Linked DNA regions of Homo sapiens: all the other regions are linked to region 4. The links are chromatin contacts, found by Hi-C or POLR2A ChIA-PET in ENCODE. All regions are on one chromosome and are shown on one strand. Each heading gives the region's core, a stretch centred on a gene start or an enhancer-like site at or near the end of the contact. The rest is flanking DNA. Distances are from core to core; before and after follow the strand shown. Region 1 holds the start of ZSCAN9 (zinc finger and SCAN domain containing 9). Region 2 holds the start of LINC02980 (long intergenic non-protein coding RNA 2980). Region 3 holds the start of HCG14 (HLA complex group 14). Region 4 has its middle 13 kb from the start of TRI-AAT5-2. Region 5 holds the start of ZSCAN31 (zinc finger and SCAN domain containing 31).

Region 1 (4,326 bases), core at 1,427-3,926, 1.0 Mb before region 4:
TGCTATCTGGTAAGGAGTCTTTGGGTCTCCTGTTTTCCCAGCTCTGGGTTTATTGTTTGTTTTTGCTTGACCAGGTGGGATTCGTTCAACATCAAATAAATGCTGTCCCTCACCTGTCTCTCCAATAGAATGGCACTTCTGAGCAGAGTCACATGTGAGCTGTGGCTCCTTAGGCTGGGACTGAAGGGTCAGTGGTGTCTGCTCTGCTAGAGGCACCATCTCTTTACAGAGGACTTCTTGTCTGTGTCTGTGGGCCACCATCTGGGGACAAAAAGACAAGATTTGACTTTTGAAGAAATTAACTGTCTGAAATAAACACTTCCAAGAAAGAAGGAAACAGGAAGAGAGTATTTTATCACCAATGTCAAGGAGACACAAAGCAGAAGTGACAAGGATTCTTGGCATGCCAAAATACACATTTTTCTCTAGCAAATCTCCCTTCCTACCTCATGTTGTGGTTCATCGAGCTCTCTCTCCAGATCCTCCAGCAAAATCACAGCCTCTTCTCCACTCTCTGGACAGTGTTCCCTCACCCAGCCCTGGAGCTCCTTGGGCAGAATGGATAGAAACTGCTCCAGCACCAGCAGATCCAAAATCTGCTCCTTTGTGCTCACATGTGGCCTCAACCACTGGTAGCAAAGTTCCTGGAGTCGAGTAAGAGCCTCCCTTGGTCCAGGGGTCTCTTGGTAGCACAGCTGTCGAAAGTGCCTTCGGAAGATTTCCCTTGCCAGTGGATTACTGCGTTTCAGTCTGGATTCCTGCCATTGAAGGTGACTTTTTGCTTCCACTTTCATTGTCAGAAGTTCTTCCCATGCCTCGGGAACTTGAACACCCAGGGATAAAACCTCCTTTGAGTTTGTATTCATCTTGACCTTGAACAGCTTAAAAGGTACCCTCCAGCTGGAGCTATGCTTCAAGACAAACCTTGGAGGCGCTTGCCTAAGCAGTAAAAATAAATTATTTATATAGAAAAATGATAATAGCTGATGACAGAAACTGATAATACAAGCAATTATCATAGGCCCTAAAGCTCTTCTCTGAAAAGTGATTTGGTGACCAAAGGATGGAAATAATGGAAATATATATATTCATAATGTGCTAAGAGCATAAGCTTTTAAGTTACCCAGATATGGGTTTTCTTTCTTTCTTTTTTTTTTAAATGGGGAATTTCACTCTGTTTCCCAGGCTGGAGTGCAGTGGCATAATCACAGCTCACTGCAACCTCAAACTCCTGGGTTTAAGTGATCCTCCCACCTTGGCTTCCCAAAGTGCTGGGATTACGTCAGCCACCACAGCTGACCCAGACCTAGGTTTTATTCTGATCCTAATATTTACTAGTTGTGTGACCTTGTGCCAAGTTTTTAAATCTTCTTTCAATCTTGATTTCTTTATGTGAAGAAGAAATAGCAATAATGCTTCACAGAGTTCATGGAGGAAAACAGCCCATGAATTAGGGACTGCACCGATCACTCAGAAAGTCTGAATAAAAAGTTTGAACTCACTGTATAAACATCAACTTAGAGAAAGAATAAATGGAAATATTGTTACTGTCGACTAAATGAACGAACCAACATTTACTTTACTATTTACTTCAGTTTTCTTAATCTTCAAAACAACCATTTAAGGTTAGTATTATTTTCACTAAATTTACAGAAAGAAAGGCTTAGGTGGATTCCAAGTCCTGGAGCTTTCCACACCGCCCTGCTGCTACTGAAGAATAACAGTCAACACTGCACAAGTCTACAATATGCTTTCAGATACAAGACTATATTTCATCCTCACAATTACCCACTGAGGTTTTATTATAATAATTATTTCACTAGATAAGAAATGGAAGCCAGGGAAAGTTAAGTAGATTGCCCAAGGTCAACTTCTTTTTGAGGACAATCCTAAGAAGCCAAAGAAGCCCAAGGGAAAAGTTTTCTCCACAGACGCAGGAAGCACCTGAAACCCATGGGGGTGTTCCCAAAATGTGTGTCTCCAAAATGCCAGGAAGCACAGCGCAGCAGCTGAATTCCAGCTTGAAAGGCCCTATGGCAGACATCTGGGGAATCTGAATTGGGAGGTGGAGAGAAGTACAGGGAGACCCAGAATATGCCCTTTAACGGGCTCCTCAGTGATTTGTATGTATTATAAGGTTTGAGAATCAATGAACTAAGGAAAAGGGAATCGGGAACTGCTACATTCTGCGCTTGAAAACCAGTCCATTCAACGCCCCTTAATTTGCTTTCAGAATCTAGAGGTAAGAGGGTATACAGGTTCTCCATCGTGAAGGCTGCCAAAGTCTTAATTGTCCTTAACTTCCTCTCCCGGGTGTTTCTTTCCCTGAGTCCTAAGCCTGTTGTCGTTATTCACCGAGGTGACCCTTCAGCCTCGCAGTCCTCCTACAACCCTTTCTTGTACAATGTCCCCACAGCTGGGGATGACCACTCTGGTCTAGGGGACGCCCGAAGCCGCCCGGCACTGACCGCCGCCCCCTCCTCCGGCTCCCACTTCCCAGCGGCTGAGGTTCACTTTCCACACCCCTTTTCCAGCCCCACCCTCCCTGACCCGCCTCCATTCCCGGTCCCCACAGCCAACTCACGAGACCCGGAACGCGCAAGGAGGGAGAGGGGGTTACCGGCCCGGCGTTGCTAGAAGCGCGGCACGAACAATGGCCGGGCAGGGAACAAAGATGCCGACCTCTCCTCGAAGGCGGACGGAGCAGAGGCACTTCCGGGCCGGTCTAGGATTCCATGTCTCGATGTCCGGCGTTCACCTTGCTTCGGACTCAACCCCCAATTTCCTGGCGTCCAGTTCTTTTTCAGCAGTGAATCACATAATCAGAATGTCATACGTGTGTGGGCCGCACACAGGTTTTAAACGGAAAACGTTGATGAAGCATAGACCGTTAACTATTGAAAATGATGATTTTTAAAAGCATTTTTAAAATTAATACATTATTTATGGTTTAAAAACCCTCAGACAATACCAAAATTAATAAAGTAAAATGTCAAACCCCACCTACCCCTCCTTAGTCCCACTCCCCGAGGCAGCCACTGTCACCGTTAGCCTGGAATTTGTATATCATTGTGATCCTCTCTCACACACACAATGGCATTATTTTATATTTAGCCTTTTCTCCCCCGCTTATTTTAACGTTTTCACTTCATGTATCCTAAAAAGCTTTACTCATCATGTAAGTCTAACTTATTGTATGGGTGCATAACAGTCCATAAAGCAATTTATTTGTCCAGGCCCCTATGTATTCTTTATTTAGGCATCTGCCTGCGTGCTTGCCTTCTTTCCTCCCTCCCTTCCTCTTTTCCTACCTTCCTCCCTCCCTTCCTGCCTTTCTCCCATCCTCCTTTCCTTTTCTTTCTTTCTTGTTTTTGTTTTTTGTTGTTTTTTTTTTTTGCTGTAAAAGTTTTCTGGAGTTTTAGTAATAATAATACAAAATCAAACCAAAACCAATTAAATAAATTTGTCACCCAGGCTGGAGTGCAGTGGCACCATCATAGCTCACTGCAGACTGCAACTCCTGGCTCAAGCAATCCTGCCTCAGCCTCCTGAGTAGCTGGGACTACAGTCACATACCACCATGCCCAGCATTTTTTTTGGGGGAGGGGGGTAGAGACCAGGGTCTCGCTTTGTTGGCCAGGCTGGTCTCTAACTCCTGACCTCAAGTGATCCTCCCACCTCCGCCTGGCAAAGTGCTGGTACAGGCATGAGCCACCATGCCCAGCCTTAAATAAATTTTATTGGTACAAAAGAGCGTAATTGTAGGTACTGTTAGTCATTCATCAGTTTTACTATGCCAACCAGAATGATGGTGTCACGTAGATTAAACTATATTCTGTTTGTTTTAACAGAATCTTATCATTTATTTTATTAAAGCAGTAAGAAAGTATCTTGTGTGTTAATGGAGGCTCCATGATCTGTTTTAACTCCAAAACGGTAGTAGCTCGGAAAATTTCTTTATTATTTTCCTCAACCTAGCCTTCTGAGGGCATTAAATAAACCCAAGCTTTATGCTTTACTTCTTTTTCTTTCAAATATCCAATAAGTATATAATCAATAAGAGCACTAACATGCAGAAAATTTGCTCAAAAATCCTCATCACTTTTTCCACCATACCATGTTCACTTGCAAATCCCTCATTACAAACTTTCCTAACAAACTATGAAATGAGAGTAAATGCTCAATTTCTCTTGGACTTGAATAGACTGTTTAAATATGTTATTCTTTTCCATTTTGTATGACCATCTGTGACAAGTAAATGCAATTTAATATTTGTATGAAACTTCTTAAATGTCTCACTGGCAGTTGGTTAGGGTCTCTCACTGG
Region 2 (4,194 bases), core at 1,348-3,847, 1.2 Mb after region 4:
ACATGGTGAAACCCCATCTCTACTAAAAAATTAGCTGGGCATGGTCACGGGCGCCTGTAATCCCAGCTACTCGGAAGGCTGAGGCAAGAGAATCACTTGAACCGAAGAGGCGGAGGTTGCAGTGAGCCAAGACCATGCCATTGCACTTCAGCCTGGGCAACAAGATGGAAACTCCATCTCAAAAAAAAAAAAAATTGCAATATATCTATATCTTGGAATATTATAAAGCAATAAAAGGGAATAAACTACTGATATATACACAAAATGGATGAATCTCAAAAATGTGAAGGAAAATAAAAAATACATATGATATAAATTCCATTCATATGAAATTTTAGGAATGGGAAAACTAAGCTGTAATTATGGAAAGTACATCAGTGGCTGCCTGGGGCCAAGAGGATGGAAGAGGCGGCACAGGTGATACTACAAATGGAAACTATCTAGGTTGACGGAAGTGTTCTGTAACTTGATTACAGTAGTAACTGTTTGGGTATATAAAACGCATCAAATTGTATAATTAATACAGGTGTATTTTACTGTGTATAAATTATTCCTCAATAAAGTTGATTTTTCATTAAATATATTATTTGCTAAAATGAGGAGAGACAACTATTATCTTAAAATAGTTAAGCACAATAAAAATACTACAATCAACTCATTATATATGGAAATTAAAGGAGAAAAATAGTGGTATGATTAATTAAAATAAAAAGAAAACCTTCTAAATTTTATCTTAGCTCATAGTTGTAAAAGCTGCCATCCCTAACCAAGGCCACCCTTGACCCTTTCTCATGTTCCATCTTTCTGTTTGTTTCATAGTTTATGTCTCACCAAAATCTATCAGATAAACGTATTCATATGAAGATTTAAATATATTACATGTTAAGCCTTAGCGAATACTTCAATATCTAAAGAAGGTACAAACAAAACAAAAATCAACACTTAGTTATAAGAGATTACATACTCTCCAGGGAAGACCTGAAGACTAGCCCCTTTCTGGATCCCACTAGCCCCTCATCCCACTCCAAGCCCTCCCCTCCAATCCCATATGCACTGGGCATTCATACAAATAAGACCATCAGCTCTGGATATCTGTACTGATTGATGCTCCTGCTAACTACCTGAATGATTGCGATGTAAGGACAGCACTGCCTGAATCCTATTTATCTCTCGCTATGCCATAGCGGCCTTCCATGCTGATGGCGTGTTTGAGGATCCAGAGGGGTCTTTGGTTGGCAGGATTGTTTTATTTCCCCAAGAGGAGAGCCTTGATGCAAAAATAGGTGAAGAAATCAGTACAACAAAACAGAAAGCCTAGAAACTACTATGAACACAATAGAGCAGAAGTAGCCTTAAGAGTTGGTGGAGAAAGGATGGTCTATTCAATTACCTGGGCTGAGAAACTGGCTTTCATATGGAATAAAAATAAAATTATAGCTATACCCCATATCATACACAAAAGTTTCTACATCTAACAAAGACACAGATAGAAAATGTTTTAAAATTTTAGAAGAAAATAGTGCAGAATTTTAGTGCAGAATTTCTTAGACTAGATGCAAAAACAAAAATGATTAAAGTGGCCAGGCACGGTGGCTTATGCCTGTAATCTCAGCACTCTGGGAGGCCGAGGTAGGTGGATTAGTGGAGGTCATGATTTCGAGACCAGCCTGGACAACATAGTGAAACCCCATCTCTACTAAAATACAAAAATTGGTAGGGTGTGGTGGCTCACGCTTTTAATCCCAGCTACTTGGGAGTCTGAGGCAGGAGAATCACTTGAACCTGGGAGGCAGAGGTTGCAGTGAGGGGAGATGGCGCCACTGCACTCCAGCCTGAGCAACACAGCGAGACTCTGTCTCAAAAAAATCTAAAAATAAAAAGATTATTTTTAAAAGACTATTTTAAACAAAAAAAATCGTTTAAATGATATGACACACTACATCTAATATTTGGAAAAGTACTTCTTAATACTTTTAATAAAAAGAGGCGCTGAGAGCATACAACCTATCCTCAGAAGAGTGTTTGACCTCTAGGAGGGACGCAAGCGCGTTCTTCCTTCATTTTAACTGGTCATTTTCATTTATTTCAGGAACATCTGAAGTAAACACAGTCACACGTTAACCTTTAAAAATCTAGGAGGTGCGTACGCATAGTTCCATTACTTCAATTTTTGTACTTTTGCATTTTAAAATATCACAGGGAAGCTCGGTACAGCTTCAAGGCTAGGAGGGGTGGCTCTCTCTTAAGCCCTGTCCCCGCCAGCCCCAGACCTCTCGTCCCGCCCCCATTGCCCAGTCCCCACCCTCACTTCCCCATTTCCCCACTCCCGCGGTCTCTTAACGCACCTCGTTTTTCGTCCAGTGGACTCAGACCTGTAGTCTTCCACCAGGATCGGCTCCTTTCCCGGAGCTCTCGCTCTTAGAGGAAATTGAGAGAAGCATCAGCGGAGACCCATCTGTGGCTCTCCAGAGGGCGCGGCATTCAGACCCCAGATCCAGCTGTGAGAACGGACCCCAGGCTCACACCAGGCCTGCGGGAGGCGGCCCACCAGAGGCGCTAGAAAACAAGCCTCGCGGGGAGGCGCGCAGGGCGACTGCAAGCTGTAGGGGGCGCTGGCGCCCTCACAGGCCAGGGGCAGGGCCGGCGCTGCGGGCGGGGCTCCTGCGGCGTGAGGGGCGGCCCCAGGCCAGCAGCTGCGCCCTGGCTGGGAGCCGGGGAGCATTTGCTGCTCTGCTGGACCCTGAGTCTGGCGGCGGGCGGCCTCCTCTCCGCTCCCCGCCCGCCATCCCCCAACTCCCGATCTCTCTGCTGCGTCTGGCCTCAGGCTGAGACCCCAACGAATCATTCCCCGCATGGGAACATTTTATGATATAACTGAATTCAGTTTTATGTATAACTGAATTACGGATATGAGAATCTCAAATGAGGACGAATGGTTTTTACGCACAAAACATGAGACACAAATCTGTAAGAAATATAAAGTCGTGACCACGTCCTTTCAGAACTTTAACCTGTTTGCTGAAGTACGTCAGTAACAATGGCAGGGAAAGGGTATCTTAAATTTCACCACAGCCTCAAAGAGGCCATTTCGTGGATCCGCTGAGGCTTGGAGTCGGCCTTCTGACCACGAGTCCTGCGGCTATGAAAGAGGAAGCCGCGGTTCAGGGCGTCCTCGCGAGTCGTGCAGCCCGCCCTGCTCCAGCTGGGGACACCGGTGGTCACGGCGCTTTCCAGCTGCAGATCCAGGCGGCAGCCCAAGATTTGGTCCAGCCGCCAAGGGGTGGCTCGAGTGACTGACGGGCCTTGAACGCTCCCAGGACCCACATCTGGAGAGGGAGGTGGGGGTGGGGTGCTGAAGTCATTCTTGGGGCCCCTGGGGGCGGGCATGGACCTGGGTAAGGCCAGAGAAATTGACACCTCGTGACATCCCTGGAAGAGAAGTACGTTCAGTGTCACTCCAGAGCTGAAACCGCCTTCTGGCTGGTCCCTCCTCACCTACATACTTTTCTAATTTGTCTGGAGCAGGCCGGGCATCTGTATTATCTGGTTATTTAAATATCTGGTTATTTAAAAGCTCTCCATTAAATTCACATACACGAAAATAAAAATTAAAAAAAATTTTAAAAAAAAGAAACAAAAGCTCTCTAATGACCAAGTCCTACACGATAGTGAATAAATTTTTTTGTGTGGTCCCTAAAATTGAGTTCATGCCTTTTCTGAAGTAATAGACGCCCAGAGAAGGGATCGACTTACCCATCATGCCACAGAGATTAATTGGCCCCAGAATTCTTTAGCAGACCGTGTATATGAACGTCCTTTGCAATCATATAAATTAACTGGGAAAACCTCATTTAGTATGTTACATGCCTAGCGTTTTGTGCCTGAACACCTTACAAGAACCAGGGACTATTGCCCCAATATTATATTTCAGGAAAGGAAGGCCCAGACAAATGGTGTCACTGGTCCACTTTCACCCAGTTGGTAAATGAAACCAGAAATTATAGCTGTACCACAGAAAGGTGAAAACGTTTCTTTTATAATTTCACATACAATCTTTAATGGACCCAGTGTCCAACACATTAAAGCAAGTGCTCAGGAGTGACATCAAGATGTAAAAAATAGTCCTGTCCTCAGGGAGTTTAGGTCTTGGAGAAAAGAGACCCAAGGAGACACAAGACAAAGGGGAAAGAGAAG
Region 3 (4,019 bases), core at 896-3,395, 1.7 Mb before region 4:
GGCACATCATTTGAGGTCAGGAGTTTGAGACCAGCCTGACCAACATGGTGAAACCCTGTTTCTACTAAAAATACAAAAAAAAATTAGCTGAGTGTGATGGCTCATGCGTGTAGTTCCAGCTACTCGGGAGGCTGAGACGAGAATCACTTGAACCTGGGAGATAGGTTGCTGTGAGCTAAGATCATGCCACTGCACTCCAGCCTGGGCAACAGAGCAAAACTCCGTCAAAACAAACAAACAAAAACTGGATAAACATTGATGTAGGCCGGGCGCGGTGGCTCACGCCTGTAATCCCAGCACTTTGGGAGGCTGAGGCGGGCGGATCAAGAGGTCAGGAGTTCGAGACCAGCCTGACCAACATAGTGAAACCCCGTCTCTACTAAAAATACAAAAATTAGCCGGGCGTCGTGACGGGCGCCTATAGTCCCAGCTACTCGGGAGGCTGAGGCAAGAGAATGGTGTGAACCCGAGAGGTGGAAGTTGCAGTGAGCCAAGTCGTGCTACTGCACTCCACCCTGGGTGACAGAGCGAGACTCCGTCTCAAAAAAAAAAAAAAAAAAAAAAAATTTGATGTAATGGTTTCACTTTTAGAAATTTAAGGAAATAATCGTGGATGTTTGAAAATATTTATGTAAGGATAGTTTTTACAGCATTGCTGATGAAAATAAAAAATTAGAAATAATCCAGTTTTCAAGAATACCACTTTGATATGGAATATGTGCAGGAATTAAGATTTATGCAAAATATAGTACTTAGCAAGTATATATTCATAATATATTCATTTAGAAAGCAAGTTAGCAAATTATTTACTACACATGACCATTTTTGGAAAATGTATACCATATGAAAGACTAAATATATAAAAATGTTAATAGTTACCTCTGACTAGTGAGATTATGGATGATTTTAATTTTTGACATGTTTGTATGTTCTACAATTTGTGTGTACTTTGCAATTAGAAAAAAATAATTATAGTTAGGGTAAGATTACAGTTGCCATGTTGGGAATCACTTCCTGGACAATTTCCTTCCAATCGAAAGAAAATATACAAATCTCATGTATTGGAGGGAGACTGGGGAACCAGTGTTCACTGTACTTCTCACTACTAATTTTCTCTCTATCAAAAATAGGATATGAAACCAAGGAAGTCTGTGGAAATTAAGATAGAGCCTACTGAAACTCAGTTATTTCTCCATGCAGAAAAGAGACCTAACTTTGCCTTACAAAAAGGAAATTTTTTTTATATTAACAAATACAAAAAGTAAGCTATTAGGACAAAATCTAATTAAAATATCCAACTTTATATTTCCTCTATCTGAACCTCACAGCCCCAAATACAAGAGTTAAGACGGTTGAGTTAAAATGTATTTATTGAACCTCTACCGTGTTTGCCAGGCACTGTTACCTGGACGGCATTGGTCTACACATGTTATTTTAGCGGTGTCGCTGGCCTCTAGGGGCTCTTGTTCTAGTGGGAGGGATGATTTCTGTTTAGTTTCAGGGCTCCATTAAAATTTGTGACCTTGGGGCTTCCCGGCCTGGAGCTCAGATTGCTTGGCGAAGGCTGAGAAACAGAAAAGTGGATCAGGCGATGTGGTGCACTCCCCTTAAAAACTACCGCTGTGTTCCCCGACCTGGCAGTGGTCACTTGGAGCCCATTAATCGGGAACATCCGAGAGCGACAAGGAAGGCCGCGGGCGAGCGCGTCGCTCGCGGAGTTTCCCCGGACCTGGGATCGCCGATCCCTCGGCGCGGACACCAGCCTTGCCCATGTGGTGGTCCCTGTGGAGACCTTCCCAGCCGTTCCCGGCTACCACTTTTAGAGCCCAAGACAAACTTCGACGAGTGGCAAGGCAGTGACAAATGGAACCAAAATAGAGGGGCTAAAAGGGGACCTTCCTATAGAACCGGGGTCTTTTGTTAGGGTTTTGTTTTGTTCCTCACCATCTTCCAAACAATGAAGTCCTGGGGGAGGCTAACCACGATCAAGATTTCAGTAAACATCAGACACTGGAGAGCCGACCCAGCGACCGAAGAAGCAAAAGATCTTCTTTCCTTCCTGAAATCTGGGCAGGCTGGGAGCAAAAAAAAAAAAAAAAAAAACCCGCACACGTTTTTCGAGATGGCGATAACAGTTATAAGGCCCGTAAGAGACTTGATCCAGTTTTATGCAGAAACATTTTCTAGTCCTGCGAACCCTTTTGCTTTTTCAATCCACAAGTGGCTTTCTGCCCTTCTGTTACCAAGCAACCCTGACGTCATCGCGTTTCTGCGTGCGTGCACGACACAGAATCATTGCTTGTTGATCTCTATTTTAGTGCAAAAATCAGGGCTGTTATGCAGTGTGTCAGGATGGCCGAGTGGTCTAAGGCGCCAGACTCAAGCTAAGCTTCCTCCGCGGTGGGGATTCTGGTCTCCAATGGAGGCGTGGGTTCGAATCCCACTTCTGACACATACTTTTCTTTTTCCTCTCCTTACTTTAGAGATATCCTGATCTCAGCAGTAGGCATAAACAATTACCAACGTATATTTTTAAGAATCGGCTTTTAGGTACCGGGCGCGGTGGCTCACGCCTGTAATCCTAGCACTTTGGGAGGCCGAGACGGGTGGATCACGAGGTCAGGAGATCGAGACCATTCTGGCTAACACGGTGAAACCTCGTCTCTACTAAAAATACAAAAAAAATAGCTGGGCGTGGTGGCGGGCGCCTGTAGTCCCAGCTACTCGGGAATGAGGCAGGAGAATGGCGTGAACCCGGGAGGCGGAGCGTGCAGTGAGCCAAGATCGCGCCACTGCACTCCAGCCTGGGGACAGAGCGACACTCCGTCTCAAAAAAAAAAAAAAAAAAAAAGAATTGGCTTTTAAATTTATCTCAAAGGGCTTGTCCAAACTAAAAACATTAAAAGCGGAAGCATCGCGATATTTTTACGAAGCCGCGAGATTTGGGCCAAAAAACGCCTAATTAAAGGCAGAGGTTACTAGCGATTGGTCTCTGTGCTGCAGTGCGAGATAATCCTGATGTCGCGGGATTCGGAACGCAGATAGCTTCCTGCCTCGCCGAGGGAATGGAGAGAAGGGGCTCTGGGCGGGTTCTTTTCCCGCTTCTCGACCAGGCTCACACTCTGTGTCTCAGATCCAAGCCCTCCCCTAGATATTTCCTGGAGCACTTTCCTACCAATCTCACAACGCTGTGGCTCGTGACAGTGCAGTCTCTTTAAAAATCTTACACAGGTCCTCTGCTCTCCTATTTTCAAAACTCATGTAACCAGTTCTCAAAAATGTCTTTCGTAAATTATGCACATTCACACTCGTTTTGGCATCTGATCATTACCGTTTTGTCAGTCAAAATTGAGTACCATTTTAACCATTGAATGAAATATGAAAGCTGTACGTTCCTCTCGCAAATGTAATCACCGTGAAAAATTTATTGTATTTTTTACATTTCTTTTTTCTCTGCATTCGCATATATATATAACATTTTGTTTTTTTTTTTTAACAGAAATGTAGTCATGCTATGACATTTTTCACTTAATATATCTTGGGTTCTTTCCATGTGGAACACTTATTCTTTTCTTTTACAGAAGAAATATTGCTGGCCGGGTGCAGTGGCTCAGGCCTGTAATCCCAGCACTTTGGGAGGCCGAGGCGGGCGGATCACGAGGTCAGGAGATTGAGACCATCTTGGCTAACACAGTGAAACCCCGTCTCTACTAAAAATATTAAAAAATACAAAAAATTAGCCGGGTGTGGTGGTGGGTGCTTGTAGTCCCAGCTACTCGGGAGGCTGAGGTAGAAGAATCGCCTAAACCCGGGAGGCGGAGCTTGCAGTGAGCCCACATTGCCCGCTGCACTCCAGCCTGGGCAACAGAGTGAGACTCCGTCTCAAAAAAAATAATTAATAAATAAATAAATAAATAAATAAATAAATAAATAAATAAAACCCTATGGTAGGCCCGGAGTGGTGGCTCACGCCTGTAATCCCAGCACTTTGGGAGGCCGAGGCAGGTGGATCACTTGAG
Region 4 (4,596 bases), core at 2,070-4,569:
TTTAGGGGTGGTGCCTGCGCTAAGAGACTTTTTACAATCTTTAAAGAGCAGGTTAGTGTTTTAAGAAAAACTCGTGGGCTGGGCGCAGTGGCTCACACCTGTAATCCCAGCACTTTGGGAGGCCGAGGCGGGCAGATCACGAGGTCAGGAGATCGAGACCATCCTGGCTAACACGGTGAAACCCGTCTCTACTAAAAATACAAAAAAATGTAGTTGGGCATGGTGGCGGGCGCCTGTAGTCCCAGCTACTCTGTCTCAAAAAACAATAAAAATAAAAAAACAGAAAAACTTGTGTTTTATTTTAATGTTTAGTTTATAGAAAAAGTGGATGATACCTTTTTAACTTTAGCAAATGTGTTTACACACATAATTTTTTACAATTATCATTTTAAAACTTGCTTAGACCTTTATTTTTATTTTTTAATTTTTTTTTTTGAGATGGAGTCTCACTCTGTCGCCCAGGCTGGAGTGCAGTGGCACGATCTCGGCTCACTGCAAGCTCCGCCTCCCGGGTTCATGCCATTCTCCTGCCTCAGCCTCCCTAGTAACTGGGACTGCAGGCGCCCGCCACCACGTCTGGCTAATTTTTTTTGTATTTTAATAGAGACGGGGTTTCACCGTGTTAGCCGGGATGGTCTCGATCTCATGACCTCGTGATCCGCCTGCCTCGGCCTCCCAAAGTGCTGGGATTACAGGCGTCAGCCACTGGCGCCCGGCCTGCTTAGACCTTTGAAACAAAAATTATACAACCTTTTTTGCATAAATTTTTTAATAACATTTTTCACGACTTTCACAGACAATTTTTAACATGTCTTAAATTTTTGTTTTATAACTTTTTTTTACTAAAGGTACATTTTTATAACTTTCTTAGTTTTTTTTGTTTGTTTTGAGATGGAGTCTCGCTCTGTCGCCCAGTCTGGAGTGCAGTGGCACGATCTCGGCTCACTGCAACCTCTGCCTCCTGGGTTCACGCCATTCTCCTGGCTCAGCCTCCCAAGTAGATGGGACTACAGGCGCCTGCCACCATGCCTGGCTAATTTTTTGTATTTTTGGTAGAGACGGGGGTTTCACCATGTTAGCCAGGATGATCTCGATCTTCTGACCTCATGATCTGCCCGCCTTGGGCTCCCAAAGTGCTGGTATTACAGGCATGAGCCGCCGCGCCCAGCCGATTTTTTTTCCCTTTTTCCACTTTTTTTTTTTTTTTTTGAGATGGAGTCTTGCTGTGTCGTCCAGGCTGGAGCGCAGTGGCGCGATCTTGGCTCACTGCAAGCTCTGCCTCCCGGGTTCACGCCATTCCCCTGCCTCAGCCTCCTGAGTAGCTGGGACTACAGGCGCCCGCCACCGCGCCCGGCTAATTTTTTGTACTTTTAGTAGAGACGGGGTTTCACCGTGGTCTCGATCTCCTGACCTCGTGATCCACCCACCTCGGCCTCCCAAAGTGCTGGGATTACAGGCGTGAGCCACCGCTCCCGGCCTCTACTTCGTTTTTTTCACAGTCTTTTTTTTTTTTTTTTGCATCTTGTTTTGATTTTTGTCTCTTTTAGTCTTTTTTCTTTACTTTTTTCTTTTATTTTTTTAATGTGTAATAATTAGATGAATGTTGGTAACAATGGATATATGTACATATCTTAGTTTCCAAAATTTAGGGATGTGTTTAACATCTGTTTGCCACAATGGATTAGGTTCTAATCCTCTAGGGTTAACACCTGTTGAAGGAGGGGACGTGCTTGTGAGCTGGTAATCTGGGCATTGTAGGATAATTTGCTTAGCCAGCCTCTGTGTAAGTTGAAATTATTTAGATAAGTTTTTCAATTTTGGTGGGAAAATTGATGTGATTGGGTGACTTGGTCAAGCAGTGATGTCATAACCTGAAGGTCTGCTTGATTATTGCCGTAAGCCAATGGGCCAGGCAGAGAGCTGTGAGCTCGAATGTGTGTAATAAAAATAGGATGTGTATCTTGGTTTAGCAATTGCTGAAGTTGAAGAAAAAGAACACACAGACTGGGCTCCAGAGCGAACTTAAGGCTGTAAAAGTTCTTTAATAATTAAACAGAATAACCTTAGCTTTTTGAATGTTAGTAAATTCAGATCGAGTGATTGGATTATGTGGTCTCCACCAGACTGTCGCTTTTTTTAATGTTTACTAGACCCACCAGTAAAAACAGTCACAGCTCCTTCCAAAGGAGCATCACAAGGAATTTTTGGAAGAACCCATGTAGTTAATTTTAAAAACTGGAAAATTTTATTTTTAGGATAATGATTATCAATACATTCAACAAATTCTGTTAAATTAACTTGCCATGTAACTGAGTTAATAAATGCCTGTTTTACCTGATTTTTATTTATTGGAATTATAATCTTATTGGGCTCAGTGCCACAAAGTTTAACAATTCGTGACGAGCCTGTCCAATTAGAATTGCCATCTGATCTAAATATACTGTGAGTGTTTTTATGGTATTATGTGGCAAAAAAAGACCATTTAACTAAATCATTATTTTGAACAGTAACCCCCATTGGGGAATGTGAAGTAGGGAACACAATGAATTGTAAAGGCGAGTCTGAGTCAATCTTACTGACCTGGGCTTGTTGAATTTTTGTCTTCAATTACTTTTAACTCTTTTATGGCCTCGGTGTTAGTTCTCTGTTACTTTGTAAGTTGGAATTTCCCCTCAATATTGAGAAGAGATTAGACATAGCATAAGTAGGAATTCCTAAGGTGGGCCGAATCCAATTAATATCTCCTAACAATTTTTGAAAATCATTTAAGGTTTTTAAATAATCTTTTTAAATTTGAACCTTTTGAGGCTTAATGGCTGTATCCTGTACTTGCATCCCCAAATACTGAAAAGGAGTGGTTGTTTGAATTTTGTCAGGTGCTATACGCAATTCAGCGTTTGTAATTGCCTTTTGTAAAGATGAATAACATTGAATAGGTTGATCTCTATTTTTTGCTGCACACATCTGGAAATTGATCTCTAACAGGCTGGATAGTTCTGCCTACAAAAGTTTGACAGATTGTGGGACTGTTTAACATACCCCGGAGTAAAACCTTCTAATGATATCTGGCTGCAGGTTCTTTGTTTTTAATGGCAGGGACAGTAAAGGCAAATTTTTCGAAATCTGCCTCTGCTAAAAGAATTGTAAAACAAGGCAGTCTTTTAAATCTATAATAATGAGCAGCCAGTCTTTAAGGAGCATAGTGGGGGATGGGAGCCCAGGTTGTAAGGCTCCCATCGGTTGAATTACAGCGTTGGCCACTCGCAAGTCGGTCAGCATGTGCCATCTACCGGACTTTTTCTTAATTACAACTATTGGGGAATTCTAAGGAGAGAAAGTGGGTGAAATATATCCTTTTTCTAGTAGTTCTTTAACTATTTCATAAAGCGCCCCCAATTTTTCCTTAGGCCACTGTTCGACCCAGACAGGGCGCTGGGTCATCCATTTTAAGGGAAATTGCTCCTTCACTGTAATGAACTGCAGGGCGAACCTGAATTACCCCCTCTCCATAATGAACTGCGGGTCGGGCAATAATGAGCGCGGCCAGCCGAGTCTCGGCAGCGGAGTCTCAGGCTCCCTCCGCCTGCACTCACTCGGCTGAGGAGGAGGTGGCCATTCCGGACATTCCTCTTGAGGAACCCTGAGCTGAATGAGTTTCTGAATAGGTTTAGGAAGACTGGGGGGATTGGCATAAATTACTTCCGGACTCTCCTTTTGGCTAGTACTCGGTAGAGGCGTTTCAGAGTCCTGATTATCAAACTCCTCCTTCTCCTCCTCTGACTCAGCCTCATCATTTGTCTGAAATGGCTCCAGTGCGGCACGCACCAATGACCAAACTGACCAAACAGGCAAACGAATTTCCTTTCCTTCTCTACGTGCTTTTTAAAGGTCCTTTCCAACTCTTTCCCAATCTCTTAATTTCAAAGTTCCCTGTTCAGGGAACCAAGGGCAAAATTGTTCTACAGCATGAAATTAATTCATACGATTTTTTGTACCAACTTTTACGCCATCACGCTTCAACAGCCGCCCTAGCAAGCTCAAATACGTGGTGTACTTACTTTCAGTTTTCCCCATTGTGTCCCTGGCTTTCTCCAAGTGCCCTGCTTACCTGCAGAGCTTAAAAACTTTTTCGTCCTCGGGAGTCCTTCGTCCATCAGCCCTCCGTTTCACACGCTCGAGCATTCCTTCATCAGATTCTTTCGAGCCCCACGTTGGGCACCAGAATGTTGGGGACCAGCCTCAATACCACCCTTAGGGTACCTAAAGTCCGGTGGCGACAAAGGAATGAGAAGAGACAGGTTAAGAGTGTATAAAGAGTGGGGGCCAGGGGGCCAATTGCAAAATGGAGGCTGCAAAAGGCGCCCAGCTCTGGTCTCCACACTATTTATTGAGTACAATCACTTAGATCCAAAAAGCAGACATTTAGGGCGAAATGGTGAAAGGGAGGCAGCGTGTTACAGGCGTAATCTATAGCAATAGCGGTTTAAATGAATCTCCTTTGTGCCCAAACAGCGTATCTTTAACTTATTGGAGAGTAGCTAGTGGGAGCGGGCTTAACTAGGAGCCTGCACGTCTGTCTACATTCCAACGCTTCAA
Region 5 (4,269 bases), core at 434-2,933, 1.1 Mb before region 4:
TCTCGGCCTCTCAAAGTGTTGGGATTACAGGCGTGAGCTATTACACCTGACTTAAGTCTCCATTTTCATATCTATGTTTGTACTTGTAATTTTGTATTCCTTTTCTCAAATAAGGTCTCTTGAATTGTATAAGCTGGGTCTCTTTCTGTCTGTATTCCTTGTTACATTATAAACCCCATGAGGATGAGGACCTTGTGTCCTTCATTATTATTATATCCAGCAAGCCCTTGGCACAAAGATCGCATTCAATGGGAATCTATATAATTAATGAATGAGTTGTAAAAAATCAATTCAACCTCTTAACATGTATTATCTGTCTTCTCTATTTCTATTGCTACTGCCTTGATTCAGGCCCTCACTCTCTCTACCCTGGATTCTTGTAGTAGTCTCCTAGCTGGTCTCCCTGCCTGTAGTCTCATTTCCTTACAGTCCATCCCCACATGGCTGCCAAGATAACATTTCTAGATGTAAATTTGATCAGACTGCTCAAATTCCTTGGTTAGGGATCCAAAAAAAGTAAGAGCTGGTGCCCCTGCCACATATACCACTCTCCAGTCATGCTGATCAGCCCAGTTCTTTGGATGTACCAAAGGATTTCACCCCAGTTCTGCTTTTGTACATTTGATTCCCTCTCCCAGAAATTTATTTCCTTTGCTCCTTTTCCAGTGTACACTGGCAGATTCCTGCTGAGTCTTGTTTTGCCCCATTAGTTTTCCTCTCTCTTCCACGCCACGAATTCAAACTAATACATACATTTATTTCCTACATACGTACTTAGCATGTTCCAGAGGCTATTCTCATCGATTTACAAGCACTTATTTTATTTTACTTCATTTCACATGCACGTCTGTTTTACGCAGTTACTTGTTTACACGCTCTTCTTCTAGACTTTGGGATTCCAGAAGACAGAGGTTTGAGTGTAAAACACAAAATAACAAAACCACAACAAAAACAACTCTGTATTCTCGTCCCCACCATTACCATCTCTCCTTTGTGATGTCAAAGAGACCAGAGGAAGTGGACAGACTCGGGGAAGAATAGGTAAGTATTAGAGACAGAAAAAGTATGAAGTCCCTTCTGTGAGGACTAACAATAGTGATGCCATTTTACAACCTTGATGACTGTGTTCTCAAGAAACAAAGCAAATGTCAACCCCGTCCATAGCTTCAACAGAGCATAACAGCTCTAACCGCAACAGAGCCTAACGGCCCTAACCACATCTGTCCCCAGTTGGAAAGTGTCCAAACAGTTCCAACTAGCCAGCACTTCCCCAACCCCTCCCCAACAGAAACTTTATTATAAAAGCCTCAGCTTGTAAGCGATCAGGATCTCAGCCAGATTCCTAACTGGAACTCTTCGCAGGCTTTTCCTGTAAATAAACCTGTTTGGCCGTGGAATTGCCTCCTGTTACTCGCTCTCTACGTTTATATCTTCCTAACACCTTCCGGCTCTAATGTTTTGGGTCTCGATGACCATCTAACTCCTAAATGCTGGGGGCCGCTCCCCATAGAAATGCCTCGCCGGATTTCTCCGCCTCGCACCCAGTGGGACTGGGATTTTTGGCCCCGGGGTTTGCAATAAGGGAGTCACCAAGCAGCAGCCACCTCTGGAATTCCTAGAAAGGAAAGAGTTGCCTGGCTTCAGCCAGTGGGCTCAGAACGGCTGACGCATTTCCGGCCTTTGCGGTTGATCGGTCATTGGGGTGCTGCAGCCCCGCCACCTGTTCCGTAGCTTGCCGGTGCCCCGAAGGTGAGTCTTGGCCCCTTGTCGCGACCCGCCAGGTTCCCAGAAGATTTCAGGTCTGTGCCTTGGAGTAGGCGGGGAGGGAACGTCTGCGCAGGCGTGACCCCCGCCCCTACACATTCACTGGCCTGAAGCCCCCGTGGAGTAGGTGGAGGTCCCGCCCCTTATCCTGAAGATTAAACAGCCTTTCTTTGTCTGAGATAACGCCCGGAGTTCTTTGTCCTGCCTCCAAGACGATAAAGGAGCGCAGACACAAAGGTGAGGTTAGAGCGAAAGTTTAATAAGCGAAAGGAAAAAGCTCTCTGCCAGCAGAGAAGGGGTCCCGACCGGGAGTACCCATTATGGGGCCCGTTCTGGGGTTTTTATGGACTGGAAAGGAGAGGGAATGCGCTTAGTCTGCGGGCTGTCCTGGCGAACGCTTGACTCAGCTTGGTCCGGGACCAATCAGGAGCTGAAATGATGATTCATAGCTGCTGCTTAGCTTGGCCCAGGACCTATCAGAAGCCGAAGTGAAAGTTTGGCCCCGGACCAATCAGGGGCTGAGGTGATGATTCACAGAAGCTGGGCTTATAGTCCTAATAAAGGAAAGTAGAGCGCCTGCCGGAACCTACCAGAACCCACCGTGTCCATACCCACAAAAGGAGAAGAAACTTTTCCTGGGAACCTGCTGACTATACAAAGGACAAAGGCATTATGTGTCAGGCCTTGTTCCCTTATCTGAGTGAGCTGGAGGTTCTGTGCAAGTTTTTATCCAAATGGGCCCGAGGTTTTTCTATCTATGCAGCCGTGGGCATATCTCTAGGCACAACACCCTGTGCTAGTTCCCTTATCGGTGCCTGCAACCTGATTTTTTCCCCAGGCTTAGTTTTATGTTATGTGGGGATAAGACACTAAATCATGGGCGGGGGCAGGCTCTCCAGGGACCCTTCCCTTGCTATCCACCTAAGGCAAGCTAGGTAGCCCTTTCACAGGGTGGTGGGAGAGACCCCTAGAGAGGTCGGAGCTTTGCGGCGAAACCGAGGTCCAGAGGTAGAGAAGGGTCTCTCCCTGTCAAAAGCCTTATTTCCTATATACACGTAATTTTTATTTAATAAGTCAACATTATGCAATGTTTGTCGCATATGTTTTCTTTAAATATTGTAAAAACCACCAACCTCATAACTTGTCACCTCTAGTTTCTAATGCATCTCTAAAAATTGGGGACATTTCCCTACATAACCACAAGATTATTAGCACACCCAACTAAGTGTAGGCGCTTCACCTAACACCTAGTTCATGTTTAAATCCTTCCACCCCCTGTTGTCCCACAGATGTCTTTTATACCTGTTTGTACCAACTAGGATCCAATCATAGACCACTCACTGCATGTAGTTGAGTCTTAACCTAGGGCAATTTTACTCTTTGCCTCCCTTCCTCCCATCCCATTGCCTTGTTTAAAAGGAGGCTCTTCCAGTCTTCCTGTAGTGCATCCCCATTTCTGGATTTGACTGTTTCCTCATGGTATTTAAGGTCTTCTTCTGTTTTCTTGTCATCGTAATTGGTATCCTTTGGGATTTATTTTACAACACACATGATTTGTGATTTACATGATCTCTTTGTTGCTGTTGTTAATTATGCTGACGTGAATGAAAACATTCTCATGAATGAAAACATTCTCTTTTATGCTCTTTCTGCCATGTTTTTATTTCGGTGAAGGACAGTGGGGACACATCAAATTCTGCATTGTTTCACTCTTTGCTGTCTGACACCTCGTAAACACTTAGTAAATATATGTGAAATGAATTCCTTTGTGGATTACAGGCAATGCATAAAAACTTAATCTTGTATTTAGGATGAGCTCTTCCACTTCCTCCAGGGGTATACCTTGTATACATTTTTTAAATTATGGCTTTTATTTTATTGTATTGTAACTATATCCTCATGAGCTATAAACACCTCTATATTCCAAGCTCTTAGCTCAGCTCCATAAATTGATTGTCCAGTGACTGAACTGCTTTTACAAAGGTTAAGCTCTTTCTCCTTTCACTTGTACAGTAACATCTAAACTAAGTGGAAGTCTTTCTAGATTCAGTGCAATAGTCTTCACCCCCTCCACTTTACCCTTTTTTTTAACTCTTGCCTCTTCTGCTTCTACTCTTGCTTTCTGCTTCCACTTTTGCCTCTACCCTCATTCCCTCAGCTCATTCTCCATCCAGTAGCAGAGCTTCTCGGTACAGAATTCAGCCTTGTCACTCCCTTTCTTAAAGCCTTCAGTGGTTTCTCATTGCATTTATAAAATCCTAACTCCTATGCCCTACATGATCTGACTCCTGCTTGGCTTGCCAGCCTAATATTTTGCCACTCTTCTCCCACATGACTGTAGACACTCCAGCCTCCTTTCCTGTCTTTGATGGCAGCATGCACTTCCTCAGGGCCTTTGGATAGTCCAGAGTGCTCTTCCCCTCCCTCATCCCTATTCTGTATGGCTCACTTCTTTTGCACTTAAGGGCTTGGCTTAAATGTTACCTCACTTCCCACTACCCCATC

What was found. A loop is a pair of places that touch in the nucleus more often than their neighbours do. ChIA-PET counts read pairs that join two places held with the same protein, here RNA polymerase II (POLR2A). Pooled maps may share reads with other maps.
Region 1: a loop to region 4 is called in a pooled map, with 3 times the contacts of the local background. The contact joins the promoter of ZSCAN9 here to the enhancer-like site in region 4. A Hi-C loop is called at or near these places in 8 of 50 pooled maps. POLR2A ChIA-PET finds 5 or more read pairs at or near these places in 2 of 52 experiments (GM12878 and RWPE1).
Region 2: a pooled map shows a loop between it and region 4 (2.4-fold over the local background). The contact joins the promoter of LINC02980 here to the enhancer-like site in region 4. A Hi-C loop is called at or near these places in 2 of 50 pooled maps. POLR2A ChIA-PET finds 5 or more read pairs at or near these places in 2 of 52 experiments (AG04450 and activated B cell).
Region 3: a pooled map shows a loop between it and region 4 (7-fold over the local background). The contact joins the promoter of HCG14 here to the enhancer-like site in region 4. A Hi-C loop is called at or near these places in 1 of 37 single-sample maps with no recorded cell type and 10 of 50 pooled maps. POLR2A ChIA-PET finds 5 or more read pairs at or near these places in 3 of 52 experiments (CD8-positive, alpha-beta memory T cell, activated B cell and naive thymus-derived CD4-positive, alpha-beta T cell).
Region 5: a pooled map shows a loop between it and region 4 (4-fold over the local background). The contact joins the promoter of ZSCAN31 here to the enhancer-like site in region 4. A Hi-C loop is called at or near these places in 1 of 168 maps with a recorded cell type or tissue (naive thymus-derived CD4-positive, alpha-beta T cell) and 9 of 50 pooled maps. POLR2A ChIA-PET finds 5 or more read pairs at or near these places in 2 of 52 experiments (AG04450 and HepG2).

Annotation. Positions count from the first base shown.
Region 1 is chr6:28,223,625-28,227,950 of GRCh38, reverse strand. ZSCAN9 (zinc finger and SCAN domain containing 9) reads right to left here and starts at 2,676. Exons shown (of 4, transcript NM_006299.5): 1 at 2,585-2,676; 2 at 447-939; 3 at 114-261. The coding sequence starts at 866. RefSeq lists an enhancer at 2,772-2,871.
Region 2 is chr6:25,991,070-25,995,263 of GRCh38, reverse strand. LINC02980 (long intergenic non-protein coding RNA 2980) reads right to left here and starts at 2,597. Exons shown (of 3, transcript NR_186645.1): 1 at 2,346-2,597. TRIM38 (tripartite motif containing 38) reads right to left here. Exons shown (of 8, transcript NM_006355.5): 8 at 4,033-4,194. RefSeq lists an enhancer at 2,279-2,488 and a silencer at 2,479-2,788.
Region 3 is chr6:28,894,656-28,898,674 of GRCh38, reverse strand. HCG14 (HLA complex group 14) reads right to left here and starts at 2,145. Exons shown (of 2, transcript NR_104117.1): 1 at 1,945-2,145; 2 at 1,355-1,564. It overlaps TRL-CAA1-1 (tRNA-Leu (anticodon CAA) 1-1), which reads left to right and starts at 2,347; the gene lies at 2,347-2,452. RefSeq lists enhancers at 1,833-2,468, 3,104-3,740 and a silencer at 2,879-3,042.
Region 4 is chr6:27,187,699-27,192,294 of GRCh38, reverse strand. No RefSeq gene overlaps it. Among named protein-coding and RNA genes, the nearest start is that of TRI-AAT5-2, 13 kb to the right of the region's middle. RefSeq lists an enhancer at 3,293-3,858 and a cis regulatory region at 3,067-3,953. Within about 2 kb of position 3,319, at least 34 of the 41 ENCODE cell types and tissues checked have a DNase peak (open chromatin) inside an H3K27ac peak, as active enhancers do; they include GM12878, where a contact is called at or near this core.
Region 5 is chr6:28,333,562-28,337,830 of GRCh38, reverse strand. ZSCAN31 (zinc finger and SCAN domain containing 31) reads left to right here and starts at 1,683. Exons shown (of 4, transcript NM_030899.5): 1 at 1,683-1,749. RefSeq lists an enhancer at 2,018-2,137.